2 separate regions of the Homo sapiens genome follow, and region 1 is linked to region 2. A link is a loop called in an ENCODE intact Hi-C map of the cell type or tissue named here. Cell type or tissue: transverse colon. All regions are shown on one strand. Links, peaks and the distances in the headings refer to the core of each region. The heading gives the core; the rest is flanking DNA. Region 1 has its middle 57 kb from the start of PPP1R12A-AS1. Region 2 has its middle 34 kb from the start of OTOGL.

What was found. A loop is a pair of places that touch in the nucleus more often than their neighbours do. Peaks named below come from ENCODE experiments on the same cell type or tissue, not always from the same donor. Only the 100,000 strongest peaks of a DNase experiment are listed, where the experiment ranks them.
Region 1: it touches region 2 in a loop (13-fold over the local background); 1 of 110 quality-filtered maps calls a loop at or near these places.

The regions. Positions count from the first base shown.
Region 1 is chr12:79,984,275-80,000,968 of GRCh38, reverse strand. It overlaps the pseudogene SNRPGP20. Among named protein-coding and RNA genes, the nearest start is that of PPP1R12A-AS1, 57 kb to the right of the region's middle. In transverse colon, for the core only: no CTCF peak of the experiment used is centred there; no DNase peak of the experiment used is centred there; H3K27ac peaks cover 327 bases.
Region 2 is chr12:80,057,181-80,073,874 of GRCh38, reverse strand. It overlaps the pseudogene RNU7-106P. Among named protein-coding and RNA genes, the nearest start is that of OTOGL, 34 kb to the left of the region's middle. In transverse colon, for the core only: no CTCF peak of the experiment used is centred there; no DNase peak of the experiment used is centred there.

The sequences.
Region 1 (16,694 bases), core at 5,347-10,346, 72 kb after region 2:
TACCTCATAGGGTACTGTGGGAATTATAAAGTGAATATGAAATCACTTTGTACACTAAAAGCATCATAAATATATAAATTCAGGTAATAAAATTCTAATTGGATCAGCAATTCAAAGTCTCCTAGTTGGGCATCCTGATTTTGCTAGGTTTCATTTATTACAACTAATATAAACCACATCAAACTAGCTTAAGATAAATGGAGAAATGTTATATAAGAATGCCATGGTGTCTTTAAAAAAAAATGAGCAGAAAAACAGCAGCGCTATGAAAGAGGGCCTTTAGCGGGCCCCAATCTTTCCTGTCCCTATCTACGCCCTTCTCGATGACTCAAGGAGCTGACGCATTTATGAAATTGTGTCCTTCCAGAGTCTACATAGTCCCTTCTACAACATGATGTGGGTACTTGAGGCCCCAGAATTTTCAGGAAGAAAATACCTGAGTTTATTCCCAAGGCCTGCACTAGCCTCTTCCCTGGGTCTGTCTTCCCAAGAGCAGACTGTTCCATCAGTGTGCCCCTCTGGTCCCAAAGCATAGTCAAGGGGCAACTGTATGGGGGGATTGTGGATGGTGCTTGGATAGGATCCTGAGGTGTCCATGTACATGCAGTGTGTGGCCCTTAGTGGTACTTGATGGAAAAGGGAAAAGACCACGTGGCATCTCTCCCCCAAAAGTCACTTTCCATTGTAAAATTCCAAGGGGTCACAGAGTTTCAAATGTTCAAACCTCACCTCCTACGTAGTTATAAAATCTATTTGTCAAGATATAAAGATAGAAAAGATCTTATTTTGAATTGGGTGTGGTGGTTCACGCCTGTAATCCCAGCACTTTGGAAGGCCAAAGGGGTGGATCACCTGAGATAAGGCGTTCAAGACCAGCCTGACCAACATGGTGAAACCATCTCCACAAAAAATACAAAAATTAGCTGGGCATGGTAGCAGGTGCTTGAAGTCCCAGCTACTCAGGAGGCTGAGGCACGAGAATGACTCGAACCCAGGAAGCAGAGGTTGCAGTGAACCGAGATCATGCCACTGCACTCCAGATCATGCCACTGCACTCCAGCCTGGGCGACAGAGTGAGTGAGACCCCGTCTTAAAAAAAAAAAAAAAACTTATTTGTAGTTTGTTTTCTTAATTTATGGCCTTTCAAATATTTAAACACAGTTATGAGAGCCACCATTTGTACTCTTGCTCCTGGTTCGATTAATGTTAGGGATCAGACATCTTTTCTTTTGCAAAGGCAAGCTATGTCCTCAGCTCCAAGATAATAAGCAAAAGGCTCAGTCACAGGTAGAGAACAAATTCCAGTCTCTCAGCCCTGCTGCTAAATTCCTGAAAGAGAATCAGATTGGCTCAGCTTAGGTTGAGAAGGGGAGGAAAGCTCCAATCCTGGGTCCAATCAACTTAGTACTTTGGAAGTGGGTCTTTTCATAGAAATAAGACTATTAGGAGAGGGAGACATTCCTGCTGTAGAATGAGCAGTTCCCAGAGAAATATGGCAGGATAAGAGTCCCTACTGAATATTCAACTCCACAGGTAAAGTAAATGCAAGACTTATTTCTCTTATTTCCATGGGGAAAATTGGTAAAACATAAAAAATCAATATATTCCAGTTAGAAGACAAATTATAACATGCTTTGTTAGTCTTTTATAGTTGGCTTTAACAGGAACAATAAGTACAAACTATAGTGGAGAGGAAATTTCTTCTGCTAAAGAGAAATTAAAGTTTTATTAATATAACACTCAATCCTTATCTTCATATATTTTAAGAATTGATCGGTGTGCTAATACAGGTCTAATAATTTTTTCCTTATTAGAAAATCAAGCTACAGTGTTAATAAAACATTCCATTGACTTGTTCTTCCAAATCTCCACTGTTTAAAAAAAAAAAAAGTAACAAACCTAATAAGGTATACAATGTTCTGTTATAAAACACTTGCCAAGCCTTCTAGCTATAGCAGAATGAATGCAGTTCATAATTGAGAACTCTAACAGTCCTATTTGAAAAATACAAAGATCTGGAAACTAGTATTTGCTTTGGATACAAGAAAAACATGTAGAGTAACACTGTTTCAGCAAGATTATCTCCAAGTGACAGTATCAAATATGGAAGGACTGAGAAAGTTATATTTTCAACTTTTCTGAAAAGGAAAGCCTCATAAAAAGAAGAAAGGCGCACATTGTTGCCATTTCCATGTATGTTTCTTCACCTCAAATAACCTACTGTTACTGTTTATACTTAAACTGAAAGGCCCATCTATTATGCCCAAGTCTGAAGCTTAACCTCCTCTATACTTCATGCAGACAAAACTTCTGCTGATCTCATTTGGCTCCCTAGACAATATACAACCATCCAGGAGTCATCCACAATTCCAAACAAAGGATTATTTGCTCAGGAGCAAACCAAGGGGCCATAATTCCACATCTACAAGGGGCTTATGGGGAGTAATTTAGGTGTAATGGGGAATAGAAATTAGCCGGGTGTGATGGCATGTGCCTGTAGTTCCAGCTATTGGGGAGGCTGAGGCAGGATAATCGCTTGAACCCAGGAGGTGGAGGTTGCAGTGAGCCGAGATTGCACCACTGCACTCCAGCTTGGGCAACAGAGTGAGACTCCGTCTCAAAAAAAAGAAAAAAGAAAGAAAAAAGAAAAAGAAAGAAATGTGCTCTTAAAACATTTTTGCTTGGAATATACAATTAAAGAACATTTAGATACTATGAAGTCCCTCAAACGTTTTAAAGTCTAAATATAAAAATGTTCTCATAAGTCTAACCACTAGTAGCAAAAGAGGCAATTCCAACATATTGTATATATTGATATTTTAAAAATATTATATTACTTAAAGAATGTAAATAATATGGTGATTTAACACTACCATCATTCATTTTTCTAAATGTCAATAAGTTGCTCTTTAATAGTCCCTTTTGCTCCTTGAATTCATGTTTCCTTTTCACTCCCTCACAGAATTGTACGTTAATATATTTTTGTGCTTACACCCTCACATTGATCACCTTCATCATATTTCTTTGCAATAAAACTATGTATATAAATTGAAATTATGTAAATAGGTTTTTCTCTATGATCTCAATGGTCTAAGTGTTTCATTAAAAATCATCTGGTTATTATATGTATTAGCCATAAATCATTGCAAATATCATAAAGTATTGTACATTTACAGTATTATAAGATTGGAGATGGGAGAGAGGTAGTAGACCTTTCGAAGTTTAGTGGGACAAGGGCAATTGTGAAAGGGAAGACAATAAAGAAGTACAATGGCTCTTGACCATGGGGAAATTCTCAGGCAGTTCAATTTTTGAAATAATAAACATGAAAGTTAAAGTTATATGTGTCCAAGTGCTCCCCTGGGAATAATTCTTGTAACCCAAGAATGTGCATATTTTGTTTTGAAGATCTTTGGACTGGCTGAATTTACTTAAGGCTCTATTTGAATAGTAAGAACACTCCTTTTAAATTGTTAGTCCCAGTGGAAAAATTAAAAATTGTAAAAGATGCCTTATTGAACACTTATGAGAATCTGTTTGAAAACATTATTATTTTTATTTGGACTTGCTGGGGAGAGAGCTGGTAGTAAAGAGGAACTGAAACTATCTTCCTGCCACATCTATTCCTCATAGCCACCGCTTGTCATTACTTTCATTTGTACTGCAGAAGCAATTGGTTCTTTCAACCTTCTGGGGGCCCTAAATTGCTCAATGATTAGTCTTCTCTTAGGAAAGTTGTATTCTCTTTCATCTTTGTTTGCAACTGGACTCAATCCATATCTGTTTTGAAAACTTTACTGAAAGAAGTAAAGAAGCAGCCAATACATTCCAACATCTTGAATTTTTTTTAACCTTTTCTTTTAAAGCTATGGCTTCCAAGAGCATTTGGTCTGCTTTCCAAGTTATTGTGGATGACAGCTTTCCAAATATTTTTCCACAGTATAATAAATGTGGACAGCCTTCCAGATGATATTAACTGTGTTCTTGTACCCACTGCCTGGCCACTCAGTCAGTGCCCATTTTTAGGTTACCAAAACCTGTCATTTTTAGGATACAGGTTCACTTGCTATAATAAAACCCCAAAATAACAGTGGTTTAAGCAAAATAGTTTATTTTCATGTAACAATCCAAGTTTAAGCAAAACTTGGCTGGAAGAGCAGCTCCTTGATATTGGGGCCCAGGCTTCTGTCATCTTGTTGTTCTACTGTCCTAAGTAGTTGCCCATGTCAAAAAATGTTCAACACCACATCCACATCCCAGGTAACAGGAAAGAGAAAAGATAAATTGAAGGACATATCTCTCCCTTTTAAAGACATGACCAGGGCCAGGTGTGGTGGCTCACGCCTATAATGCTAGCACTTTGGGAAGCTGAGGTGGGTGGATCACCTGGGGTCAGGAGTTCAAGACAGCCTGGCCAACATGGTGAAACCCCATCTCTACTAAAAATTACAAATATTAGCCAGGCATGGTGGCAAGCACCTGTAATCCCAGCTACTCAGGAGGCTGAGGCAGGAGAATCGCTTGAACCTGGAGGGTGGGGGCTGCAGCAAGCCGAGATGGCACCATTGCACTCTAGCCTAGGAGACAGAGCAAGATTCCATCTCAAAACAAACAAAAAAACAAACAAAAAATGACCAGAAGTTGCATACATTACTTATGTTCATATCCATTCGCAAATGTTTGATCATATAGCCACACCTACCTGCAAGGAAGGCTGAGAAATGTCATTTGGTAGGTGGCCATGTGTCCCAGCTAAAAATTTGACTGACTACATACATGGAAAGGGAGAGGGATTGTATATTGTGGGACAAATAGCTGACTCTATTTGCTACAATGTCTGTCAGACAAAGGTCTAATATCCAGATTCTACAAGGAACTTAAGCAAATTTACAAGAAGAAAACAAGCAACCCCATTGAAAAATAGGCAAATGATATGAACAGACAATTTTCAAAAGAAGACATACATGTGGCCAAGAAACATGTGAAAAAAAGCTCAACATTCCTTATTATTAGAGAAATGCAAATCGAAACCACAATGAGATACCATCTCACACAAGCCAGAATGGCAATTATTAAAAAGTCAAGAAACAACAAATGCTCGAAAAATGCGAGCTTGTGGAAGATTAGGAACGTTTTTACACTGTTGGTGGGAACGTAAATTAGTTCAACCATTGTGAAAGACAGTGTGGCAATTCCTCAAAGATTTAGAACTGGAAATACCATTTGACCCAGCAATCTCATTACTGAGTATATACCCAAAGGAATACAAATCACTCTATTTTAAAGATATATGCACACGTATGTTCCCTGCAGCACTATTCACAATAGCAAAGATGGGGAATCAACCCAAATGCCCATCAATGGTAGACTGGATAAAGAAAATGTGGCACATATACACCATGGAATACTATGCAGCCATAAAAAGGAATGAGATCATGTCCTTTGCAGGGACACAGATGAAGCTGGAAATGATCATCCTCATCAAACTAACACAAGAACAGAAAACCAAACACCGCTTGTTCTCACTTACAAGTGGGAGCTTAACAATGAGAACACATGCACACAGGGAGGGGAACAACACACACGGGGGCTAGTTGGGGGAGGGTGGGGAAGGGGAAGGAGAGCATAAGGAAAAAGAGCTAATCCATGCTGGGCTTAATACCTAGGTGATGGGTTGGTTGATAGGTGCAGCAAACCACCATGGCACACATTTACCTATGTAACAAACCTTCATACCCTGCACGTGTACCCCAGAACTTAAAAATAAAATAAAAAATGCCTGCCAGAAATATTGTATGTTTTACCTATATAATGCCCAAAAAATCATTTGGACTCCTCTAAGTTACTGCAATCACAATAGCTGTCACTTCTTAGGGGCTTGTGATATTATCTGTTCAGTGATATTTCTTTCTGACAAGGCTGAGAATTACTCCTCAAATAATAATTCAGTATAGCGTGAGGTGGTTATATATCATATCAAAAGAACTGCTGAAAGTAGGTAGATCATTGTTCTCTCAAAAGAACCATGACTTGCTTAAAAGGACACTTAAGGAAATATCCATTTTTCTCAAGCTTCTCTTTAAATGACACTGTTATGTCAAGAAAGCCATTTTTCTCCCCCACCTCCTTCCTTTTTTCTTTTCCTCCTGCTTCTCCTTCCTAGATCCGTATCTAACAAACAGTTAAAACGTATCTGATTTGTGCCAGGAACTTTCAAATACTATCCCACTGAAGCCATATAGCAATTACATGAGGCAGAAATGATTATCCCCAATCTACAGATGAGGAAATTGAGACTTAGAGCTTACTGAATAGCTCAAGATCACATCAGTAAGTTATACAACTACAATCCGATTCCAATTGTATTTCCCCACTACACCATGGTAGTGGCTTGTTAAAAACTTCCAGGGAGCCCTACATCTCTGTTCCAGCCTAAAACAGGTGATGTGTGTGATGAAGTAGCTTTCTGTGGGAGTGTCAAACATTGCAATCCAATAGATCAAGAAATGACAAAGTGTAGCAGGTGTGAAGAGTAATTGTAGACCATATGGCAGGTACTGCTTGCTGTCATTCAATATGGATGCATTCCTTCTTCCTTAGTACCAGAACCTCTGATTTAGCTGGGCACAAAGCTGACCAACTCATTTGCACCTATACAGGACCAGTATAAGCAGAATTTTTCTGTACATCATATATAATAGAAAGTATTCTTAAGGGAAAGAGGCATGATCTCCTATTTATGAAAGTTGGAATGTAAACATGATTTTGGAACATGTTATGGGTTAAATTGTTACAACCTCCTCCTTCCCCACAAAAAAAGCTGAAATCGTAATCCCCAGTACCTGTGAATGTTACCTTATTTGAAAACAGGTCTTTATAGGTTTAACCAAGTTAAGAATAGGTCATTATATTTCCAGAAGAAGAAATATAAGAAGAGGAAAATTGAAACACACAGGGAGAATGCCATGTGAAGACACAAAGACAGGCACAGAGGGCAGATGATGTGGAGAGACACAGACAGAACAAAGTCATGTGATGACAGAGACAGAAATAAAAGCAATGGATCTGCCAGCCAAGGAAATCAAGGAATGCCAGCAAAGAGCATAAGCTAGAAGAGGCAAAGTAGCAGCATCTCCCACATTCTTCAGAGAAAACCTTGGTGATGGCAAGGCCTTACTGAGAGGTGACACTGTGCTGGCAGCCCTCCCTCGCTCTCGGTGCCTCCTCGGCCTCAGCGCCCATTCTGGCTGTGCTTGAGGAGTCCTTCAGCCCGCCACTGCACCGTGGGAGCCCTTCTCTGGGCTGGCAGAGGCCGGAGCCGGCTCCCTGGACTTGCAGGCAGGTGTGGAAGGAGAAGCACAGGCGGGAACCCGGGCGGGAACCAGGACTGCAGCGGTGCTTGCGGGCCAGCTAGAGTTCCGGGTGGGCGTGGGCTTGGCGGGCCCAGCACTCGGAGCGGCCGGCGGGCCCTGCCGGCCCCAGGCAATGAGGGGCTTAGCACCCGGGCCAGCAGCTGCGGAGGGGGCGCCGGGTCCCCCAGCAGTACTGGCCCACCGGCGCTGCACTCAATTTCTCGCTGGGCCTTAGCTGCCTCCCGGCGGGGAACGGCTCTGTACCTGCAGCCCTGCCTGAATCTCCCCCCTCTCCCCGCCGTGGGCTCCTGCGCCGCCTGAGCCTCCCCGACAAGCGCCGCCCCCTGCTCCACGGCATCCGGTGCCATCGACCACCCAAGGGCTGAGGAGTGTGGCCGCATGGTGCGGGACTGGCAGGCAGCTCCCCACCTGTGACCCCTGTGCAGGATCCACTGGGTGAAGCCAGCTGGGCTCCTGAGTCTAGTGGGGACTTGGAGAACCTTTATGTCTAGCTAGGGGATTGTAAATACACCAATCAGCACCCTGTCAAAACGGACAAATCCGCTCTCTGTAAAACAGACCAATGAGCTCTCTGTAAAATGGGCCAATCAGCAGGATGGGGGGGGGGGGGCGGTGCCAGATGAGAGAATAAAAGCAGGCTGCTGGAGCCAGCAGTGGCAACCCTTGGGTCTCCTTCCTCTGGGTGGGAGCTTTGTTCTTTCGCACTTTGCAATAAATCTTGTTGCTGCTTGCTTTCTGGGTCCACCCTGACTTTATGAGCGGTAACACTCACTGCAAAGGTCTGAAGCTTCAGCTTGACTCCTGAAGCCAGGGAGACCACAAACCCACCGGGAAGAAAGAACAACTCCTAGAGGCCCCGCCTTAAGAGCTGTAACGCTCACTGCGAAGGTTTGCAGCTTCACTCCTGAGCCAGGGAGACCATGAACCCACCAGCAGGAAGAAACTCCCAACACACCCGAACATCAGAAGGAACAAACTCCGGACAGGCCGTCTTTAAGAACTGTAACACTCACCGCGAGGGTACGTGGCTTCATTCTTGAAGTCAGTGAGACCAAGAATCCACCAATTCCGGACACATTACCATTGAACTTTCAGCCTCCAGAGCTACGATAACAAATTTCTGTTATTTTAAACCACCTAGCTTGTAGCACTGTATTTATTTAGAGTCAGAGTCTCACTCTGTCACTCAGGCTGGAGTACAGTGGCGTGATCATAGCTCACTGCAGCCTCAGTCTCCCAGGCTCAACTGATCCTCCCACCTCAGCCTCCTGAGTAGCTGGGAGTACAGGTGTGCACCATCATGCCTGGCTAAAGGTATACATATTTAACATATATATTATATAGTATATATTATATATCATTTAATACATAATATATATTACATATAATCATATAGTATATATAAATATATGTTTATATTTTTAAAAAAAATAGAGATGGGTCTCACTATGTTGACCAGATGGGTCTCAAACTCCTGACCTCAAGCAATTCCCCCATCTTGGTGTCCCAAAGTGCTGGGATTACAGGCATGAGCCACCACTCCTGGCCTAAAAATCTTTTTTTGTAGAGATAGGGGTCACCTTAGGTTGCCCAGGCTGGTCTCAAACTCCTGGGTTCAGGTGATCCTCCCGCCTTGGCCTCCCAAAGTGCTGTGATGTGATTACATGTGTGAGCCACTGCACCTGGTCTGTAGGACTTTATTACAGCAGCCCTGAGAAATGAATACAGTGTCCAGTCATCTTGGATTATGAGATGGCTTGCTACAGATGTCAGAACACAAGATACGGGCCTTGGTGACTTCCTGGAATACAGCTCTGGATAAGCTCTCGTCTGGGGAGGTTTACATAATAAAGAAACAAGTTAGAGTCTTGAAGCAAGTGTCATTTAGGGTTTCTATTACTCACAGATAAACCTAATTCTGATACAAGCCATATACCTCTTCTACTAGGTGCTACCAAAGGCTGTGGCACCTAATTCTAGTCTTCATTGACTAGCCTGGTTCTCCACTTATGTGGAAATTGTTGGAAATTTGATAAAGCTAATTATATGTTCTAGCTTTGCCAAGGAAGACAGTAAAATTAAGATAGTTGTTTAGGATTGCTGGAAACTAGAGGCAAATGCCTCCAGGGTTGAAATCATGGGTTATTATGATTAAAAATGATACTTGCATAGCACAATGGATGAAAGCACAGACTGTGATATCAAATACCCCTGGAAACCAATTCCAACTCTATGCCTCACTAGCCATCTAAGTGATTTTGAATAAGTTATTTCACATCTCTACTCCTCAGGTTTCTCATATATAAAATAGATGATAAAAAGGGCATGTTAATGAATTGCTTAATTTATGATGAAAAGCATGAGTGAGATGATGATAATGACCTTATAGACTGAAGAGGGTATTAAAGGAGAAATATACATAAAGTGTTTAAAACAGTTACAGACACATAGTAAGTTTCTGCCTGTCACCAGTAGAGGGTCTTGACTGCAAGTTTTCCAAGTTGTTGGCGTTTTGAACAAAGAACTGGACAAAACGCCCAGCAAAGCAAAGAAAGAATGAAGCAACAAAAGAACAAAAGCAGAGATGTATTGAAAATGAAAGTACGCTCCACAGTGTGGGAGGGGCCCCAACAGCTGCTCAAGGGCCAGGATACAGAATCTTCTTGGGTCCAAATACCCACTAGAAGTTTCCCATTGGCCACTTCATACTCACCTCATGTAAATGAAGTGGTAGCCCGCAATCAGTCTGATTGGTTGCAGAAAGCAGCCAACCAGAGGCTGAAGTGAAATTATAAAGTTCACACTCCTGTGCAAACATTGCTTTTTGCAACCAATCAGAGGCTAAGGTGAGTTACAAAGTTATACCTCTATGCAAACAAAGACTCCGCCCGCAATCAGTCTGACTGGTTGTGGACAGCAACCATTCAGAGGCTGGAGTGAAGTTACAAAGTTGCAAACGAAGACTGGCAGTATGATTTGTTGCCGACAGCCAATTTCCCATCGGCCGCCCAGAAAAGATGGGGGGTTTGCAAAGGGAGTAGCCTCTGGTCCTTTTGTTACTTAGGCATGGAAAGTTAGGGTTTTCCTTTCTTTTTAGTTCTAGGAAGTCGGCAAGAAACAGCCTTAGGTTCCCTGCCTCTAGACCCTGTTCTCCTGCCTCATTCCCACCTAGGGCTTTTGCACATGTATTTCCATTGCCATGGTTGTTCTTTTAACATCATCAGACCCCAGCAAAGACACACTTTGTGTCTGGTTAATTCACATTCACTCTATAATCTCAGCTCAAAGTTCATCCCTTCATAAAACCCTGTCTTGGTCTCCCCTAAAATTCAGCCGCATATCACTTTATGATTTTTTATCATAGCTATTAGTAAAATTTGATCTAGGATAATTATTAGTGTTATTATTTGCTTGATTTCTGTCTTAACTTCTAGGCTAGCACTACTCACAGTGTGGTCTCAAAGCTCACGGGTGCTTGTCTGCGAACTATTTATTACTCATCATCCAGGAGATAAATACAGAAACTAGATTAAGTATTTAGAAACTTGTAAAACAATTTGACATAGTATTCTGAGCTTGTATTTTGTATGTTTGATTTTTTTGTTTGTTTTTCTAAAAACTCATTTTTATAAAAAGCTAGAAAACATGTCTACAATAATTTTTTAAGTTTTTAACTAATCTTTCATTACAGATTGTTCAAGAAGCTTGGTTTAGGCCAAGGATTAGCAAACTCTCTTTGTAAATGGTGAAATAGTAAATGTTTTGGGATTTTCAGGTCACATAGCCTCTGTTGCAACTATGTAACTCTGACTTTGTAGCATAAAAGCAGCCACAGGTAATACACAAAAGAATGAATATGGCTGTGTTTCAATAAAACTTTATAGTCAAAAACAGATGGTGGGCCAGATTTGACCCACGGGGTGTAGTTTGCCAACACCTGTTACAGGCCATAAACTCCTGAGGGCAGATATCTCATTTGTTTTATTCATCATTGTCTTTCAATGCCTATGACATCCCTCACATAATGGGTATTCAATAAATATTTATTAAAAGTTAGTCTAATCTCTAAAAGGGGTGCAGAACTTGCTTGAATTGACATGGAGGTCATATGTCCAAGGCCACCAAGCCATGGATGACCATGAAAAGGATGTTAACTGCCTGGTTAGTAAGATTTTTTTTAAACTATGGATGTTCTAAGGATCAAATACATTCTGGGAAGCAATGATAATCACCAGTTGCTTGAAGAAAGAGGATGTTGGCAATTGGCTGGGTATTAAGGAAGCTGTGAGAGTTTGGGTTGATGATACCACAGGCACATGAGGAAGGCTGCAAATTCTATTTCAAGGCAGCTCTGAGCCTGGTGAGTAGGTAGCACAAGCAAAGCTTACCCTCCTGGAGAGAAAAAATTATGCACAAGAAGTAGTCATTAAAATTAAGTTGTGTCAGACATGCCAAAGGAATACTGTGGTGATCTGATCCCTTTATGAATATTTGATGAATGTGTGGAGATCACAACTAGTGGGCAATGGAACAATATCGGAATGGTGGTAGATAAATGGAAGGAAATATTATCATGTTAGAAACCTCAGAAAAAGTATAAATAATGGCCGAGTTCAGCAGAGAAATCAATTACTCCAAGATGTCCCTTCTCCAAAAGGCCTATTTCACTATGACAAAAAAAAATGTGTATTCTTAATATTAAACATATGGTGAATTTAAAAAAAAAAAAAACTTCAGAGGACCCTGAGATCAAGTCCCAAATCATATGATCTACATATAAGGTTCTTCATCATTTGATTCCAATCTATCTTTCTAGTCACATCATGCCAAGAACCCTTTTCCCAACATAGTATATGTTTCCCAACATAGTATATTTCTAGAACCACACCAGGTCATTCACTGTTTCCCTTAACATGCCCTGCAGTTTCACAGCTTAGTGCCTTTGCTCTAGCTATTCACTGCCCTACAATGCCTTTCTTTTCCTCTCCATCCAGCACATTCTTATCACCCTTTGAGACATAGTTCAAACATCATTTATACTGTTGAAGCCTTCATGACTCACTTATCCAGGAGACAATTTGTCTCTCATTCCACTATGATTTGCCATTACATTATATCCTAATTATTTGTTTGCATGTCTGCCTTTGGGCTGAGACAGAGAGGCCCTTGAAAGCTACTTTTAATATTCTGTTGCTTAATTAAGCAAATTGACAAAAATGCAAATAGCTCGTGATGCCGCGTTTAAAGCAATTATAGCAGTATTTTGTTCTGCATACTATCTTACTGTTTTCCTTCTGCATTGACTCCCTCACAGCTAAATCTATTTTGCTACTTTAGGACCCAGATACAGAAAACATCCCTATGAAAGGCTGATAAGCTTATCTGAAGAAAAAAAGAAAGAAAAATGAAAGAAAGGAAGGAAGGAAAGAAAAAAGAAAAGATGAAAGAAAAAAAAAGAAGTGGGGGGTGCCAAGGTTGTATACCGAAATCCACAAAGAACATTTAGAGAAATTTTCAATGCCATGTGCATTTGGTTAACTTGCATTTAACTTTCCAACACAATGTACTTTCAGTCATCATACTCCAAATTCAATGCATTTCCTTAGGAAGCAAAACAATCTATTTTTTTTCTCTATGGACAGAATGTTTTTGGCAACTGAAACTTGACACATAATAATGTTAGTTAAACCCAATTTCTAGTTCTTTCAAAATAAATTCCCAAATATTGTGTTTACAATAGAGTTAGGATCCCAGAGACTAATAGACCCATCAGGGGACTACGAAGGAACCCAATTGGTTTCTTTTCTTTTTTTTCTTTCTGTTTTCTTTTTTCTCTGTGTTTCCTTCTTTCTTTCATTCATTCCTCCTTCCTTCTTTCTTTCCTTCCTTTTCTTTATCTCTTTCTGCCTTTCCTTCTTTCTTTGTAGTCTCTATGAAATAGTTTAATAGCAAAATTAAAGACAAAATTTAAAAGCTGTTTGAGGTTTCATGGAACGTACTCAAAAGTTGTTAGCACCAAAATGAAACAAGTTGGATGTTGCATTTAAATATACATCATTCTGAACTTGAACTTTTGACATTTTATTTCATAATAAATTTTGAAGAAGTAGACTCATTATTCTCAAGTTTTTCTCATTTAAAACAGATATCAAGGTACAAGTTTTCATTTGGTAAATCAATCTGACCCCTCAAACAAAGTGAAATCTGATACTAATTTTCAAATGGCCATGCTTATTCAACTATTTTCTGAACAAGATGCCCTGTTAGACATGGGGAAAGACAATAAAAAGTTAGTCTTACATGTCTTGAGACTCTACTAGCTATGTTCCAGTCAGCAGCAGGAAAAAACGAGGGAGTAAGGGTTGGCCTCTAGTAAGAGACTCATCTACAGAAGTGGGGCAGACATTCAGATTCAACTCAGCTACAGAGATGTCCCAGTGAGTTGGCAATAGTGAGTATCTGGAACATTGCAACAATTTGGGGTAGCATAGGAAAGTAGTTCCTCAGGTGGTCTTTACAAGGAAATAAGTCACAGATGGGGTCTTGCTGTTGCCTAGGCTGGTCTCAAACTCCTGGCCTCAAGCGATTCTCCCACCTTGACTTCCCAAAGTGCTGGGATTACAGGCATAAGCCACTGCACCTAGCCTGGAACACTCTTAATCATGAGATGCCTAGTGACTATAGATCAGTTTCCCAAGAGTTTACAGAAAAGTAAAGAGAGCCAGTAAATCAGGTCAGTAGTACCAGCGAAGTCAGACAATTGATGCAGTCATAATCTAAATCTCTAGTATCAACTAAGAGTAAGGCAAAGTGTCAGGTTTTCAGAGAATAGACAAGTTACATACAGTGACAGGACCCAGCTATCAAGGTGGATAACCCATCATTAGAACTGAGGCACAAAGTCAGAAACCAATTTAGGAACAAAAATCATGATGCTGCATCATAGAATTCTTTAGATGATTCTTGCCTCTTTTCAATATTGGCCCTGAAGGCTGGAGTGAGGTTGAGGATGCCTTAGGATTCAAATGCAATGACAGGGGGTGTCAGGGAGGAGGCAGCGGGGGGTGAGGGTGGGTGTATTGCAAAAATCCAGCAAACAGTTCTGAGAATTGGTCCCTACCCTCATGACTTACACTGCAAGACTGAGAAGGGGAAGAGGTGGATGGTACTCAAGAGGAAAGTTACTTCATGGATAGACTTCATGGATATTCAGTTGGCAAGAACAAAAGCTATCCCCTACAATGAGTTTCAACACATTGCTGTTGCCTAAGGGATACAGAGTAAAAAAAGGATGGTATGTGTTCTGAGATATTTAAGCTACAGATCTGTTCAAAATAATTAACTTATATGGGATTTATGTGGACTTCAATGTATTGGACAGGATTAAAGCCTTCACAGTTTCATTGAAAGTTCTAAGTGAACTTTGGATTGATGATTGAATCTCATGTATAAATTCAGTAGTGAACTTTGCTCTCAATTTCCCTCTCTGTCTGCCTAATGAAACCTAAAGTATAAAGTTATAAGCAAATATTTATGGCTCATAGTATAGCGCGAGTGGTTCAAGAACTTGTGATATTTTTGCTAGTACTGCAAGGCCAGTTAAGCTAATCAATGGCACCAAGAAAAAAGACATATTTATGGTCAAACTTATGGCCATTGGCCATCAGGTCCAGGAGTAGAGAATAAACTCATTCCATGATAGCAACCACCAAAGCCTAGGACTATGATCCCAAAATAATCCCCACCTTCACTTTACAGCCATTATGGATTTCATCATTAGCTAATAGCTTAAATTTTAGTTCTCAATCCAAAAGAATTTTTTTTCAAAATCATACTTTCTTTTCTAACTGCGAGTTGAGACCCAAAAGTGGGTTATAAAATCAGTTCAGTGGATTGGGACCAGAAGTTTAATTAAACAGAAAAGAATAAAATAGAATTGAAAAACAAAGAAGAAAAGAAAGAAACTTTTGTTTTAAGTGTATGTGTATGTGCTAGGTCTCAATATTAAATACATTTCTTTATGTGAATTACAGTTAAAATATAGGTAAGATGTAAACGTAGACATAGATATAGACCTGTATGTATGAAATAAATGACTAGCTAATTTTCGCCAAAATACTATAACCAACCCCATGGGAGATACCATCCTCCAGACTTTTGTGCATCTACAAAAAATATAATCACAATAAAATGACTACCTTTGACAGCAGGGATAACTAAAAGTTAAAACAGATAGAACAGATTACCTAACAGATAGAACAGATTACCTAAATTTTCATGCAAAGTTTGAAAGACAAACTTAAGCCAAACTTCTTCAAACTTAATTTTCTCATGTTAAAAAAGTCAGGATAATTTAAAAGAATATCTAAGTTCTCAAAATACTTGATTCTATTCTATTCTATTCTATTCTATTCTATTCTATTCTATTCTATTCTATTCTATTCTATTCTATTCTATTCTATTCTATTCTAATTCTATTCTATTCTATTCTATTCTTCTGTTCTGCCAACCCCAAACCTGAGTATAGTCATTTGCTTGCATCCATTTCTAATATAGATGTTTCTGATACAAAATATTTACAAATGTCTTTTTCATTTTAACAAAGTTTCTTTTTTCTGCCATACAATGAATTACCATTCAACAAAGAAAATATGGAAGAAAGAAAAATCACTCTTAAGCCTACCATTTAAAGCAAATAGTGAATATTTTTCTAAGCAGGGTAAATTATTCAATACTTTCCAAAGGATTAACTTATCAGGACAAGTTAAGAGATCACAATATGTAGGGTCTTCTGTTTGACTTTTATCTTTAAGTTATAGAAATATGCTTTCTGTAAAATGAAGAGCAAATCAGTATAGCATTATAGTGTCAACCTTTGCTTTGGCAGAAATAGCCACTGATAATTTTGGAGTAGGGGTGAATGCTAGAATTCCTTTTAACTAGAGTATCAGCTGCATAATTCTCTTCTGATCTCACACTCACTTGTGCCGATCTTCCATTTTCCCTGCCCAGGCACGCAGTGGAAAGAGATCAGAAGAGAATTCTCACAAGGAGGCAGTTTGAACCTCCACTCCCATTCTGCTCAAACTCCAGTTTAAAGATAGAAATGAAATCTAAGCAGGGTGTGGTTGCACTGTGGGATGTGAGTTTGGCCAGAGCCTTAGCATTGTTATCTCATCTGTTTAACCCACTCCCTGAGCTCTCAAAGTCCTGTCTCTGATTCATTCTTTCTTAACCCTCTGAACCTTGAACACAAAGAGCTGGCATTTTAGAACTGGATCAGAGTAGCAAGTACCATCTAAATCCAGAGTCTTTGTTATG
Region 2 (16,694 bases), core at 6,668-11,667:
GAATAAAATAACTAGGAATAAAACTTATAAGGTATGTGAAGGACCTCTTCAAGGAGAACTACAAAACACTGCTCAAGGAAATAAGAGAGGACACAAACAAATGGTAAAACATTCCATGCTCATGGATAGAAAGAATCAATATACTGAAAATGGCCATACTGCCCAAAGTAATTTATAGATTCAGTGCTATCCCCATCAAGTTACTACTGACTTTCTTCACAGAATTAGAAGCAACTACTTCAAATTTCATATGGAACCAAAAATGAGCCTGTATAGCTAAGACAATCCTAAGCAAAAAGAACAAAGCTGGAGGCATCACGCTACCTGACTTTGAACTATACTACAAGGCTACAGTAACCAAATCAGCATACTACTCGTACTAAAACAGATATACAGACCAATGGAACAGAACAGAGGCCTCAGAAGTAACACTACACATCTACAACCATCTGATCTTTGATAAACCTGACAAAAACAAGCAATGGGGAAAGGATTCCCTATTTAATAAATGGTGTTGGAAAACTGGCTAGCCGTATATAGAAAACTGAAACTGGACCCCTTCCTTACACCTTATACAAAAATTAACGCAAGATGGATTAAAGACTTAAACATAAGACCTAAATCCATAAAAATCCTAGAAGAAAACCTAGGCAATATCATTCAGGACATAGGCAAGCGCAAAGACTTCATGACTAAAACACCAAAAGCGATGGCAACAAAAGCCAAAATTGACAAATGGGATCTAACTCAACTAAAGAGCTTCTGCATAACAGAAAAAAACTATCCTCAGAGTGAACAGGCAATCTACAGAATGGGAGAAAATTTTTGCAAACTATCCATCTGACAAAGGTCTAATATCCAGAATCTACAAGGAACCTAAACAAATTTACAAGAAAAAAACAACCCCATCAAAAAGTGGCCAAAAGATATGAACAGATACCTCTCTAAAACATCTTTGCAGCTAACAAACATATGGAAAAGAGCTCATCATAACTTGTCATTAGAGAAATGCAAATTAAAACCACAATGAGATACCATCTCACACCAGTTACAATGGTGATCATTAAAAAGTCAGGAAACAACAGATGCTGGAGAGGATGTGGAGAAATAGAAACGCTTTTACACTGTTGGTGGGAGTGTAAATGGTGGAAGACAGTGTGGCAATTCCTCAAGGATCTAGAACCAGAAATAGCATTTGACCCAGCAATCCCATTACTGGCTCTATACCCAAAGGATTATAAATCATTCTACTATAAAGACACATGAACACGTATCTTTACTGGGGCGCTATTCACAATAGCAAAGACTTGGAACCAACCCAAATGCCCAACAATGATAGACTGGATAAAGAAAATGTGGCACATATACACCACGGAATACTATGCAGCCATAAAAAAGGATGAGTTCATGTCCTTTGCAGGGACATGGATGAAGCTGGAAAGCATCATTCTCAGCAACCTAACACAGGAGCAGAAAACCAAACACCACATGTTCTCATTCATAAGTGGGAGTTGAACAATGAGAATACATGGACACAGGGAGGGAATCATCACACACTGGGGCTTATCGGGGGGTGAGGAGCTAGGGGAGGGATAGCATTAGGAGAAATACCTAATATGGATGATGGATTGATGGGTGCAGCAAACTACCATGGCACATGTATACCTATGTAACAAACCTGCACATTCTGCACATGTATTCCAGAACTTAAGGATTAAAAAAAAAAAAAAAACTCTCAGCAAACTAGGAATGGGGGGAACTTCCTCAAGTTCATAAAGAGCATGTAAGACACACCAATAAAAGTTATATTTAATGGTGAGAATGAAAAAAATTAGTACTCTCAATAACTGCAAATTTATTAAATACGGGATATTAATGACTTTTTTATACTTTATTAGCAATGACATTCTCAATAGTTCAATCTAAATACTAATATATGGAGGCCTTATTTATGGTTTCAGCTAGTAACTGTGTAAGAAGTCCATATTGAGAAGGGGGTTATTAATGGGACAGAAAAAAATATTTTACTTGTACGTAGTGGTCCAATCAGTGAACTATTTTAGGAAACTTCTCATCCTAGGGTCACATAAACAGGCTCAGTAGTCACGTTGCCCAGGTTCAAATTTCACCTGTGCTATTCACTGGTCATGTAACTTCAGGCAGGCTACCCTACTTATTTAACAGCAAAATGGGTGTAATAGTACCTAATCGCAAGGTTATTGCGAGGATTCGATTAGAAAACCCAGATAGAGCAACTAGCATGTGTCTGTCATTTGGCAGAAAAGCGAATAAATGTTAGCTACTGTCATGATGCTATTGATAGTGACATTGATCATTGATATTGAAGTTACTTCTCATTTGTTTTGTTGTACGTGGAACTTTTTATTTTTATTTTTTTTATTTTTTTTGAGACAGGGTCTCATTCTGTCACCCAGGCTGGAGTGCAGTGGCTCGACCACAGTTCACTGCAGCCTTGACCTCCCGGGCTCAACTGATCCTCTCACCTCAGCCTCCCAAAGTTCTGGGATTACAGGCATCAGCCACTGCACCCGTCCTGTATGTGGAACTTTTTTTATTAGATGTTAGTAGAAATACTTCTCTTAATGGTAGCATCCATATAGCAATAAACTTTTTAAAATCAAAATTAAAAGCCTAATTTTCTGATCAAATTTTCATTTTTCCAGTTTTCCCACTTAGGTGAATAATGTCTACAATGATCTTAATGGAAAATCAGGACATTAATATCTTGCTGATTATTTGAAAGATAGTGCTAAAGATTCATTTTACTGAGTAAATTTGAGTTTACTCTCGGTTTACTGTAGAAATGCAACAATGTAGATCAAAATTGAATGACATGAGTCAGAACCTTAACATGTTTTTAAACTCTTAAGCACATATAGTGTTTGTGCGGCTGTGATATATCTGTCATCTCATTTTTATTGTTATTTATTGGTTTTTGTTTTGTTTTTTGTGGGTTTTTTTTTTTTTTGAGACAGTCTCCCTCTGTCACCCAGGCTAGAATGCCATGGTGCAATCTCAGCTCACTGCAACCTCCACTTCCCAGGCTCAGGTGATCCTCCTGCGTCAGCCTCCAAAATAGCTGGGACTAAGGCATACCCCACCACACCTGGCTAATTTTTGTATTTTTTGTAGAGACAAGGTTTCGCCATGTTTTCCAGGCTGGCCTCGAACTCCTGGGGTCAAGTCATCTGCCCCCCTCGGCCTCCCAAAGTGCTGGGATTACAGGTGTGAGCCACTGTGCCCAGGGCCATCTCATTTTTAAATTATTACAGTATTATTTCATTGGTTAAAAGGAATTCCTATGGGCCAGGTGTGGTGGCTCACAGCCGCAATCCCAGGCATTTGGGAGGCTGAGGCAAGAGGATTGCTTGAAGCCAGGAATTCAAAACCAGTCAGGCCAACTTAGTGAGAACCCATGCCTATAAAAATAAAAATTAAAAATTAAAAAAAAATTATGATTTAGAAAATTGCATTATTTATAAGGTGTAAATAATGCTCCATATAGCATTGTTTCCCAGAAATCCATTTAACACATTTTTTGTTCTTTAAAGTATTCATTCTTTACCTGCCTCATAATATCTTCATGACTATCAGATATGTTTTCACTAAAATTTTACTGAAGTTAGTTTAATGAATATCTACAGTCTCTGAGGGGAAAATTCTGTACTGTAAATCATTGTTTCTGAAACTGATCCTTGGAAGCTTTTCAGGGTCTGAGAGTTCTCTGTGGATTCTTTTTTAGTGTCATGTGTTTACTTAGATAAAAATAAGATAATTAAAAAAGAGATTGAGGATCATTTGAATGATCTTCTAACTGAATACTACCGCTCGGTTTTTCTGCTTGGGTTTGTGCTTGTATTTATGAGTACACTGTCAGCAAGAAGTACTGCTTTGTCATTGCCTAATGAGAAAGGAACGAAAATGTACTGAGTACCAAAATGATTAATCTGGGCCAAGTAAAGACAAAAACGGTATCATGGCAGGTTACACAAAGATTTCCTTATTATCCAAGCTTTTAAAAAGGTGGTAAAATTGAGCCATTATAAGATTTTATAGGTACATCAAACCCAAAGGATTCTATGCTATAATAGTATTCATAACAAGCAACAATTTCCTTTCAGCCACGTATCTATTACATTAAATATATGTCTCAAGTTCATATTCTATTGGTTTGTAGTTTTGTACATTTATGTTAGATTTATGGTCATATAGCAACCATTGGTCATATGTTAGATTTATGGTCATATAGCAAGCATTGGAAGTTTAAATCTAACTTAATATTTATACATATTTTAATAATACTGTAATAAAAAAGTCAACACTGAGCAATCTTTAGAACATTTTTTGAAATGCTATTATAAAACATTCTAATTTCTGTAGCTACATAATTTTTCATTATTTCATTTGGATTGGATTTTAAAATGTCTTTTTAAACCTATTTTTCCTACTGCTTATTACATGTCAAGCACTGTTCTAATTGCTTTTCGTGTGTTAATTTGTTTGTTTATCACAACACCATCCTTGGAGGGAAGTTATCCCATTGTGCAGACGAAGAAACTGAACTATTGTAAGAATAAGAATAAGAAATCTGCCCAAGGTAGGTCAACCAACAAGTAAGTGGCAGAGTAGGCATTCAAACCCAGGTATTCTGTCTCCAGGGCCCATATGCTTAACCTCTAAAGTATATTGCCTCTATCATTTATATGCCATTGATGATCTATAATTCCCCTGAAGTTATACAAATACTGAAAATGATTTTCTCAAAATCTTATCCTTCGTGGTTTTTAAGGTAAAAGAACGTTTGATTGTTCCTTTAAAAATTCCATTAGTCTCACTTTTCAGGAATTTGTCTCCAGCTTCCTAACATTTCCTAAAATTGTTCCCTGGAAGTAAAAGTACTGCTTCTTTTCGAAATGACCACTTATTTGAGTACTTCCTTGCTCCAACAATGTCCATCCGCAGTGTCCTCAGATGTCACCCAAACTATTCTGAAGACAAGGTTAATTTTAAGGGGATTTCAGAGTCAATCATATAAACAGTTTAAAAGTGGGATAGAATGGAGGGAAAGTGCAAGCACTGAGTGTATTAGATACCTAATATGTTACAGCTCTTTTAGAATTTGTCTAGCCAGCTTTCCGGTTTTTGCCCCCCAAAAAAGATACCTAATAAATACACACTTTTATACAGTTTCATTGGTTTGGAGGACTTTATGATGACAAGCAAATTCAAAATCATTACACTGAAGACTCACAGAGCCAAGTAGCTAATATGTCAACTGTGTCAGTCAGGATCACATTAGGAAACGGAAATCACACTCAAATTTGGCATTTGTCTCTTAAGGGATTCCTTCCAAAGGAGTGGGTGGGGTCTATGGAAATTGCACCCCTAGTACTAAGAGGACATCTTTACCATTCTAAGCCTGAAGGGGATGAAAAAGAACAGTCATGAGAAACAAAAGGATAGAGTCCTGTGGAGGGAGCCACCTGACTGAAGTCACAGCCTTTGGTAGAAAGAAGCAGCCAGCCAATGGCGACCCCCTCAGGGAGGTGGCAAGGGGATGAACACCTGCCCTCTCTCTCCTCCTTCCCTTCAGCTCTTGCTGGGACTCATATTGGCCAAACCAAACCAGCAGCCAAAGGCCAACATGGCTCATTGAAGTAGCACATACTTCTCAAACTCCTGGGGCACAGGGAGCATGAAGAACTGCAGACGGGGGATCCAGAGGAGCAAGCAAAAAATATCTAGGACCAGCACTGTGGTTGCTGTTAATATTTTATAATTAATCATCAACCCAAGCTGCTTTATCACCAAATAGTTTTTTTTTCCTAAAGGTCTCCATACCTAGAAATATTCCTTCATTTCACATAGCAGAGAAAGATCTTTTTCACTAATTCCTTATTTACCCCAGTCACCCTCCCAGTGAAAGTTTGCAGGCCACCCTATCTAAAATCGTAAACCCTCAATATGTTTTATTCCCTTCTATTCTATTCACTTCTGCATCCCTGCTGCTTAAGATAGGCCTGGCACAAAAAGGTTCCCCAAATGTTTTAGTAATTAATTGTAATTAATTAATAATTAATTGCTTACTAGCTGTGTCACCCTGGAAAAGCTCCTTAACCTCTGTGTGCATCAATTTCCTCATCTTAAAAATAGGAATAATTAATAACTACCCCATAAGTTTGTGATGAGGATTAAATTAGTTAAAATATGGAAAGCACTTAGAACAGTGCCTGGCAAATCAAAAACACATGAATGTTAGCAAATGTTTCACTGAAAACCCTTGAATTCTAATTTTTTATTTATGTTTGAGGATAAAGTACTAGTGGTTAATTTGTCTCAAAGAAAATAATAAAAACTTAAGTTGTATCAACTCTAATATTTTTCTTCCTGATAGTTTAGTTGTATCTAATTTTAAAATACACATACAAGGTATTCACAGCACATAAACCAATTTGATTGTTATACATGCATTTTTCCATGTGCATACAGATTTGTAATTTTTTTGTCAAGGCTGAAACTAATAAATAAAGCAAACAGGAAAAATTCCTGTCTTTTTCTTTACTGGCATACTGAAAGCAGAAATTTGTCAAGTAGAATCAGTCTATAGCAATTGTAATTGTTTAAGCAAATTTGACTTGTGATGACATTCTCTTCCACTATTTAAAAGCAAGTGATCATGACCATACTGTTACATATTTTCCTTAATTCATTTTTGTTTAGAATTAAACTTTCTTTATACCAAAAAAGGCATAAAATTTGGGGTGCAGTTCAGAAAATAGTTTTACAGAAATTAATGATCTAATTCTCTCATCAAAAAAAAAATAGCATTAGCCAAACTTATTACAGTCTAACATTCAAGAATTAAAAGTTTTAACCACCCCAGGACTTTTAAGAGATTTAATATTGAGACTATGCTTATTTTAATGCTGAGGTCTTACCTTTTTTTCTTCTGTATGAGCAACTTACAGATGACTAACACACATGAGCTAAGAAAAGCACAAATAAATTGTCTCTTTTTCAATAGTTCAATAATTTTTTCTGCTGAGTTACATGTACCTATAAAAGCTGACTTGTTATCCTGAACTATAAAAAATAAAATGCATTCTTTAATTAAATGAGGTATTTTATTATTATCAGCCAAGGAAAACAAAACAGCTATTAAACTAAAATTACTATTTTATAAAGCACTATTGCTCTTAGAAGTATTTGTGTGAATATATACACTTCAAAGGAGTGAATCTTCTCATAGAAAGAAGAATTGACAAAAAATTTTACGTTAGCATTATTTCTGATATTCATTCAACAAGTAATTGGAAATAGCTGCAGATTTACAAAATTTCTGAAGACAGAATAATCATCATTTTTTAAATCCAGGAACCCAAACCATGATCATTCTTTTGACTATGAGAAATTTACAGCTACTTAACATCTTATTGTGGGTTTCTTTTCCTGTCTTTTCTTTTCATTCTTTTTTAATCCCTTTTTTCTAGTAGACATAATTACAATTAATAAAACAAACTGACAAAATTATTATTATAGTAACGTTTTTAAGGACTTCTCTCATAGCCTATTTTTATTTCTCCTAATCCTACAACCCTTTCTCAACTTTATTGTCACTCTAGAAACATTAAGGACCATTAATTGAATCAGGACATTCATGATACTCTTAAAACACTTTGTACCCTTATATAGGGTTTCTATCAATTTTGTCCAGTTTAATGATGCCTTAAGATGACTCTTTATGCATGCATCATTCATCCATTTAAAGCACTGCTCTAGGTATGGGAGGGATATCTGCAATGAATATGACAGACATCTTACCTCCTATGCTCACCGACATGCCTTATTCCTTCCTTGCTGGCTCAATGAAAATAATAATAATCACCAATTATTGAGCACTTATTAGGTAAATTTACTGTTGTGATGTGTGTTTCACAGAATTATCTCTTTAATTCTCACAACCTAACCTGCTTAAGAGATAGTTTAGTGCGCTCCAGTTGATCTCCTAGCTCTGCCATTTACTAGCTGTGTTGCTTGGGCAAGTAATCTCACCTCCCTGGATCTCCATTCTTTATCCACAAAGTTGAGATAATAATAGTATTTTCTGTTTGTCTGTAAATCAGGGAGCAGAATCATACCTAGCACAGGGATTCCTGTAAATATTAAATTAGTTGATGTAAATAAAGTGCTTAGAATAGTTCCTGGCTTGGTAAATGTGAGCCATTATTACAGGTATTGTTTTATCAATTAAGAAACTGATACATTTTAGTAATTTTATCATAATGACACAGCAACCAAGAGATTGGGCTAGCATCTCTAAACCCTGGTCTCCCTCCATGAATGTCCAAGTGAGGTGTTAACTGTACCAGCTACCAATTTACAACAGATTTTGCCCTCTCGGGAAAATAAAAATATAAAAAGAAAAAATATTGCTCTCTGAATGAAGCTAATTAGAGGCTCTCTAAACAGTCGGCTTTGCTTGAATATAATAGTGAAGGGAAATATTAAAGATTTTCAAATAACTTATTGAAAGAAAAAGAGGGAAGAAAAATGGCAGAGCATTTAGAGTTAGAACAGACATGAACAATACAGTAGCAGGAAATTCCTCTTATTTGCTATTTAATCAACCTTCATAACGTAGGTATTATTAGACACCTATCACAACATGCAAAAGGAAAACAGCAGACTTCCTGGGATTGAACATCAGACACAAGTAATTCAAACTAGAGTAAAATAAACATCGTTAAAGCATAACTCTTGCTTTTTTGCCAGTTCTGGCTGTCTTGATCCAGTATTGTAACATTTAAAGAATATTAATCAGTCACACTTAAAATCAATTTAGGAGATTTTTTATTTCTTACCAGTTTGTGGATAACAGTAAATGTGGATAATTATGCTCAGTTTTAAAAGGTGGAAAGTGATTTCACTTCTAGTCATATTTTCCACATTACTTCTGTAGAAAAATAATTTCTGGAACTCTGAATGTCAGCCACCACTGTATTATACCACAATGCCCCTATATTAAATTAAAGCGTTCATTCTCAACAAAAGATTTTTTCCCTAATGCTTTGAAGATCATGAGCTATGTATTTCCAGAGTATGTACTAATAAACTGCTTAATATTACATATATTTAAAAAACAGGGTATTTCATGGAAGAAGAACAAAATATAGATTATTTTGTTCTCTTCGTTGATAAACATTAACAGTGGGAATGGATGACAGGGTAAGTGTTATCCCCAGCGGATAAAATGGTAGAAGAGATAGCTAGAGCATATGAGTGATGCAATCAAGAAGTAAATACAAGTCCGCCAAACACATGAGGACATTATTTGGAGACTTTTTGCTTGCATATGTTCACATAACATTTCAGCTGAGTAATGCAAGACTTTAACTTATGCATATCTGTGGGATAGAGGAATCTCTCAAAGAATGAAGAGAGACTTTATTCAAAAGTCTACAGTGGAAAATTAGTCTTCACAATGGGCTTCCTTTACAGAAAACTACTGGGTTGGCAGTATATATTCTATCACACATGGTTTTCTAGGGTTTGAGTCAGCTGGTCCAACTAGGAATAACAATTACAGCACTGTGCAACAGTAATTGCTTGCTGTGGCAATATTGAAGCAAAGTCGTGTGTCTCCCTCCCACCCCAGGAAAAAATTTTTAACAAAAGGGTATGACTATGACATCTTTGACTACCATGTCAATGTTCATGAACAATGTTTCAGCATACATAAATGAAAGGCAGCCACATGAAGAGCAACATTACAATGTAAGAACTCCTAACAAATGTGCCTGTGGCATCTGGATAAAGAAAGAAGAGAATAAAGCATACTTGAAAAGAATTTCACTCCGGTCAAGATTCTATTTTTGGAGTGAATGCAGTAAAGATTTTGATCAATGTAATAATACATGTTGAGTATGAAATGAATAAAAGTACCCTCCATACATATAAAAATAAATTTTGGATGAAGAGCACAGGTGGGAGATATAAGCAATAAAAAAGAGAAACCTTTTTATTCTACTGGGGAGATAACGGATTTATTCTGGGTATATAATATCTGAAATATTCAATCCTTAGGACAAAATCAATTATGAAAATCATTTGGCAGCACTTCTAAAACCAGTATAGGCATGACCCATGACCCAGCAACTCCACTCATACACTGTCCATCAGAAAATGTGTACAAGAATATTCATAGCACTATTTGCAGTAGAAAAAATACAGGAAACAACCCAAACATCAATTCAAGAACAGGACAGATAAATAGTGGTGTATCTACACAATGATGTTCTAAAATATAATAACAATAAATGAGCTTTTCTTTTCACCACTAAATAAATTAATCTTACATATATGCTGTATGATTCTATGATCCTATTTATATAAAGTTGAAAACAGGCAAAGCTAACCTGTAGTGTTAGACTCTGAATATTGATTGCTCTTTTGTGAAGTGCCGTGATGATATGAGGGGGTTTCTGGAGAGCTGAGAACATTCTGCTCTTCCATCTGCATACTGGCTACACAAGCATGTTTGCCTTGTGAAGGTTCATCAGGTTCTTTTCTAGCATTTGTCCACTTTTCTGTTGTGTATTATACTTTCATTACTTAAAGTCATATAAAGCAGACTCTGGATTCCAGCCTGACTCCATGTCTTACTAGCTGCATAGCCCTGAGCAAATTAAATAACCTTTCTTAGCCTCAACTTTCCAATTTGTAAACAAGGATAATTATAGCACCTACCTCAAAGAGTTATTATAATTTCATAAGCCAATGAGCCTGGCACAACATCAGCATTCAATAAATGTGAGTTATTATTATTAGTTAGTGCACGTCATGAGGCAGAATGAGTCTTCATCGGTGAGCTATAAAATAAAACAACCTGAAAGCTAGAGTAGAAAGGTCATCAGAGAGAAGGCTCATGGCAAATCATATAAGGAAGAAGACCACTTCAAAGCAAAAGCCCTTAACAATGTCAAGTGCTGAAGAGGGGTCAATGAAGATCAGAAAAAAGATCTGGCAATATAGAAGCCATTGGTGAGCTTTGCTGAGCAGATCAATTTGAGTTGGGGCAGAAGTCAAGTTGTAGCAAGTTAAGGTGTGAATGAAAGGTGAAGAAATTGAGATGTCTTTCAAGAGATTGATAATGCAGAAGAAAAGCAGATTGACAAAGCAAGGTCCAAAAGGAGGTGACGAAAAAAAAAACAAAACGCAACATAGAGTTATCTTGAGAAGGGAGAAGCACATGTCTTCTTGTGTGCCCAGAGGAAAAGAAGAAAGGATGAGTGCAGATGCTGAGCCAAGTAGGCAGGTAGAAAGGATGTTGCAGGGCATTCTTACCAGATGGTTTCAGTTTTCTCAGTGAAGAAAAAGGCAACCTCATACACTAAGAGTGAAGACAGAATTGGCAGGATAGAGGGCATAATGAGATTTTCACAAAATAGATAAATATTGAGGGAATGGGAGACACCCTAACCAGAAAACAAAAAATATTGCCAGTGTCTGCACTCTCATGTTCATTGCAGCGTTGTTCACAATGGCCAGGGTATGGAATCAATCTAGGTGTCCATCAATGGATGAATGGACAGAAAATGTGGTATGTATACACAATACAATTCAGCTTTAAAAAAGAAGGAAATCCTGGCATTTGCAACAGCACGGATGAACCTGAAGGACATGATGTCAAGTGAAATAGGCCAGGCACAAGAGGGACAAATGCCACATGATCTCCCTTATGTGTGGAATCTAAGAAACTTGAACTCACAGAAGTAGAGAAGTAGAGAATGGAATGGTGGTTGCCAGTGGCTTGGAAAGGTGGGGTGGCTGGCGAGATGCTGGTCAAAGAATAAAATTTCAGATAGGAAGAATACATTCAAGAAATCTATTGTACAACATAGTGACTATAGCTAATAACAATGTATTATATTCTTAAAAATTGCTGGGAGTACATTTTAAGTGTTCCCACAACAAAAAAAAGGATGTGAGGTAATGCATATGTTAATTAGCTTAATTAACCATTAGCATTAGGGTACTTATTTTAAAACAACATGTTGTACACAACAAATATGCACAATTTTTCTCTGTCAATTAAAAATATGTATGTAAATAAATAAATATTGCCAAGTAGTGTTGAGGTCCCAGCTGTGCTGTGAACCATGGCTGTCATAGCACCAACCCACAAGCTTATGTGATCTCTGGCAGAACTTTGCATCTCTGAGCTGTTCTTATAACACTTTTTATAAGTATTTTTAAGATCCCAGGTGTAGAGAGAAGACAGATGGTTAGACTGATCTGGGATAAGTTTTTTGCACCTTTGGTGCAAAGAAAGGATTCGTAACTTCAAATGATGGAAACTCAACTCAATCTAGCTTAAACACATAAGAAAATTGATTGGGCTACATAATAGGAAATTTCAATATGTAGCTGATTCCAGAAGGTTAACTTTTGTCATTGGCAATCTGTCTTCTTCTCCATTTCTTGACTCGGCTTTCCTTTCTATTGGCTTCTTTTTCAGGCAAGTTCTTCCTTATCAGTGGCAAAGGAGAACACTTGAATCTTAATCTATTGTTACAATAGCTATTCCTCACCCCACTCCTCCACCCCCAAAAAACAGAACACATCTTTCTCACTAGCTTCAAAAATTATTACAAGAATGACTCCTATGGTACCTTCTGGGATCACAGACTCCTCACTAAGTCAATCATTGTAGCCAGGAAATAGAGTACTCTGGTTGGCCACCCCTGGGTTGGTAGGCAGGGTCAGTCTCACTCAAATCACATGGAAGGACTAACAGTGCAGAAAGGATTCCGTCCAAAAGGAAAAGATGCAAAGCTGGCAAAATAGAAAAAAAAGAAAAGCTCAAAAACATATCATTTGTCCGCATTCATTTTGCTTTCCAAGTAGCTCCTTTGCATTCATTCAGATTAAACATTGTCATTTAATACTCACACCTGACTTTGTACTTTTTATATTTTTTAATACCAAAACTTAATCTTATATTTTTCACTTTCTTATCTACACATCCCCATCATTTTATTTCTGGCTTCACATCCTCTGTTCACCTAAACTGAAAATAGTTATTAGTCCTCACCTTTCTTAAATCTTTTAGTGATCAAGGTTGTTTCAATACTTAAAAAGCAAAGCTGTTTTAAGATTTCAATAAATTCAATTTAATTAATTTATTAATCATTCTCAAAATGGTGGCGAAGAGGGCATCAAACTTCCTTTTCAAAATACCTCAAATGTAAGATGTGACATAAAGTAAAATATGCAGTTATCCTGCATACAGGTTATTATTCCACACATGTTTTAGCAAATATATATTGACAATATAAATGGAATTGACATTAAACAGGAATTAATACACATTGGACCTTGGAAACTTCTGCTTAGAACTCTTTAATATTTTCCATTGCTCTGAAGGGAAAGACCAAACACCTTAACATGATACACAGAGCCCAGCCTGGTTTAGTCCCTGGTACCCCCTTTCATGTTATACCCTGCCATGAGCTCTCTCCACTGCAGCCTCGTTAGCCTTCCTTCACTTCTCCCTACATGCCAGACAACCTCCCTCCACAGAGATAGCACATAGGCTCTCATTTTTGCCAGGCAAGTTTTTTTATTCCCCATGCTGCTCAAAATTCCAATTTCTAGAGAAGCTCTCCCTGACCTGTCTGACCACATCAAACTAACCATTAGATTAATTTTTTATCTTCATAGCACTGTACTAAGTACTTCTCCTTGATATGCCTTGCCACTGCTGTGGCTTTACAGTTGTTTGTGTGATTACTTGATTATAGCCTGTCATACTCACTGCATTATAAATGCCAAGGCAGGGACTGTGTCTAAGTTTTGCTCACTGTTGTAGCCCTAACACCCAATACATTGCCTTGCACATTGTGGGTGCCCAATAAAATGATTATATATTGAACGAATCGATTTATTCTTGACATAAAAAAGAAACTCTTTTTAGTTGCTCCCTTTGCTTCCCAAGAAACAAAAATATAAGAGAAACTACAATAATTTTTTCACTGAAAGCTGAATTCAGGTTTCCACTTTGACAATAAGAAAAATTATAACTATATACTTATTAACATTTATTTTCTAAACATTGGCTGTTTGTAGATGTTTGACTGGATTTTTTTCCAAGCCATTTTTTGGGAGACAACATGCCAAGTGATGTTTATCTTCTATCCACTTTTGCCAGGGAGCTATTCACAACACAAAAATAAAAATTCATGCATAATGAAAATTCTAGACCTTGGCCACTGCTTAGCACTGCTTAATTATGTGCGGTATAGCTGTCTATTTGATAGCAGATGCTATATGTATCTTGGCATCAATATTATTGTTTCTGTATTACCGATTCTCCATGAAAAACATCTCTTCACTTTGTATCCTAGGGGACTCATTATCTCTCCAAGGACAGATGGAGATTTATATATAAAAATTGATAATGACCCTCTTTGCTAAATTAAAGATGTTGGCCAACTCTTTCTTTGGAAACTGTCCAATTTGCATAATTGCATATGCCTTTCTAAATTTCCCCTGAAGCTCCAGTTGAATAAGGTGTTCCTTTGCATTTGCATGTTGAAAGGCTTAATTGTGCTGCATTAAACAGCTGCCCCCAGCTGCAGCCTCAGACCTGGCTAGTATTGGTGAACTTTCTGTGTGTTGGCAAATCACTTTGAGAATTTTCCAATCAAGCAAAGCCATTAGTATTCATGAGCTTATATGAGCAAAGTATTTAGATTTTGTGCAACACCAGTTAGCTGCAGTGAACATTCCTAAGGTAACTTTCCTACAACGCTACTCAATTAGCGTTAACAGCACATTTGATAGGGCTTGCTTACTAAGGATTGTGCTTATAATGGCATTAAACATAATAATCAGAGAAGCACAGTGTGAGTAGGTTTTATTTTTCTTAGATCTACCAAAGATTCAAATTGAATGTTATTTAATCTCTAATGTAAATAAACGAGAGGGCTGAAGTGGAGAATAGCCTCTTGTTCTCCAAGGTCTATTATGGCAATAGGCACCTTCTGAGAAAGCAACCAGATGTAGCTCCTAGAACAAGATTGACTGAGGTTAGTGCATGGAATCAGACTACCCAGACTTTAAACAATCTCTTCCCCAGAAGCAACCAATAGGCTGAACCAAGAGCCTCTTAAGTAGCCTAGAACAAAAGTTTAGCACCAAGAAAAGCATATTGGCTGGTGGCTAACAACTTTATCCGTTACTTTGGCTAGGAGATTTTCATTCATTCAACAAACATGTACTGTATTAAGGGCCTACTCTGGGTAAGGCAATGTGCCAAGTTCTGGAAACATTGCAAAGTGACAGTGGTGTCCTATACTCTTGGAGATTACTAGTAGGGGAGTCAAACATTAGTCAAATAATCACATAAATGGGAATACATTTACATTCTAACCTATGTGCTATGAAGAAATAGAACAGAAGGCTATAAGAGCCTCACCTACATGAGAGACTTAAGGAAAGCTTATCTGAAAAAATGAGGCTTGAGCTGAGAACTGGAGGAGAAGTAATAGCTAATCAGCTGAAGAATGAAAGAAGAATATTTCTAGTAGAGAAAACAGCGCTGTGAGACTCTCTGTGAGTCCATTAGGAAAACTAAGAAAAAAAATCAATGTCACTGGATGTACGAATTGAGGAAAAAAGTAGAGTAGAGTAAAGGTAGGCCGGAGACATAGGTAGAAGCCAAACCATAGGAGCCCTTTGAAGGCTCGCTTCATAATTTTGGCTTCTATTTAAAACAGCAATGGGAAGTCCCTAAAGTGATGGGAGTGGTGCATAGAGAGGAATTAACATACTTAAAGTTGCATTTGAAAATATTGCTTGCTTCAATATAATAAATGGATGAAAGGAGGAGTGGATATGGGAAAATCAAATAGAATGACTTATAGGAGTCCAGCTAGAGAAAATGGTAGTATGGGCTAGAATCGTAGCAGTAGTGAAGGAGAGAAGTGAATGGATTCACAGATATTTAGGATATAAATTTGACAAGATTTGTTGATTGATGAGGTTTAGAGATGATAAACTTGAGATCTTTTTGAGAAACCCAAGAAAAAATATTCAATAGGCAGTTGAGTGTAAGGGTCAGGAACTCACAGGTCTGGTCTGGAGGTATAAATTTGGGAATCATTAGTCAATTGATGAAAATTGAGCCATGGATATCAAAAATACTATCTAGAAGAGAGAATATGTAATAAATCCAGAGGTGCACCACTCAGCTCTACCTCCACCAAAGGATTTGATGCCCAGATTGATGGAGAATGAAATCAGCAGACAGCCTCCAGCTTCCAGCTCTTAGCTCTTTCAGGATATACCTTAGCTGGGAAAACTCCACACAGGACCTCATTTCTTTTCCGGGGACACCACATCTAATGAATGAACATGGCAGGAATATGAAGGCCTGGCCACTTCAGTCAAATGTGGGATGAACCTATGATCCAGAATGTCCCCCAATGGCCAAAGTTTTGCTAGACTTGCATCAAATTTCAACTCCTTTCTCATCTCTATGCTTTCCTTTGGCAGGTATTGATTCATAACAACCATCTTGCACCCTAAACTCTATGTCAACAATATTTTACCTAGAGAAGCTAACCTATAACAGAGCATAAAATGGAAAGAGGAAGAAGCTTACAGACCAG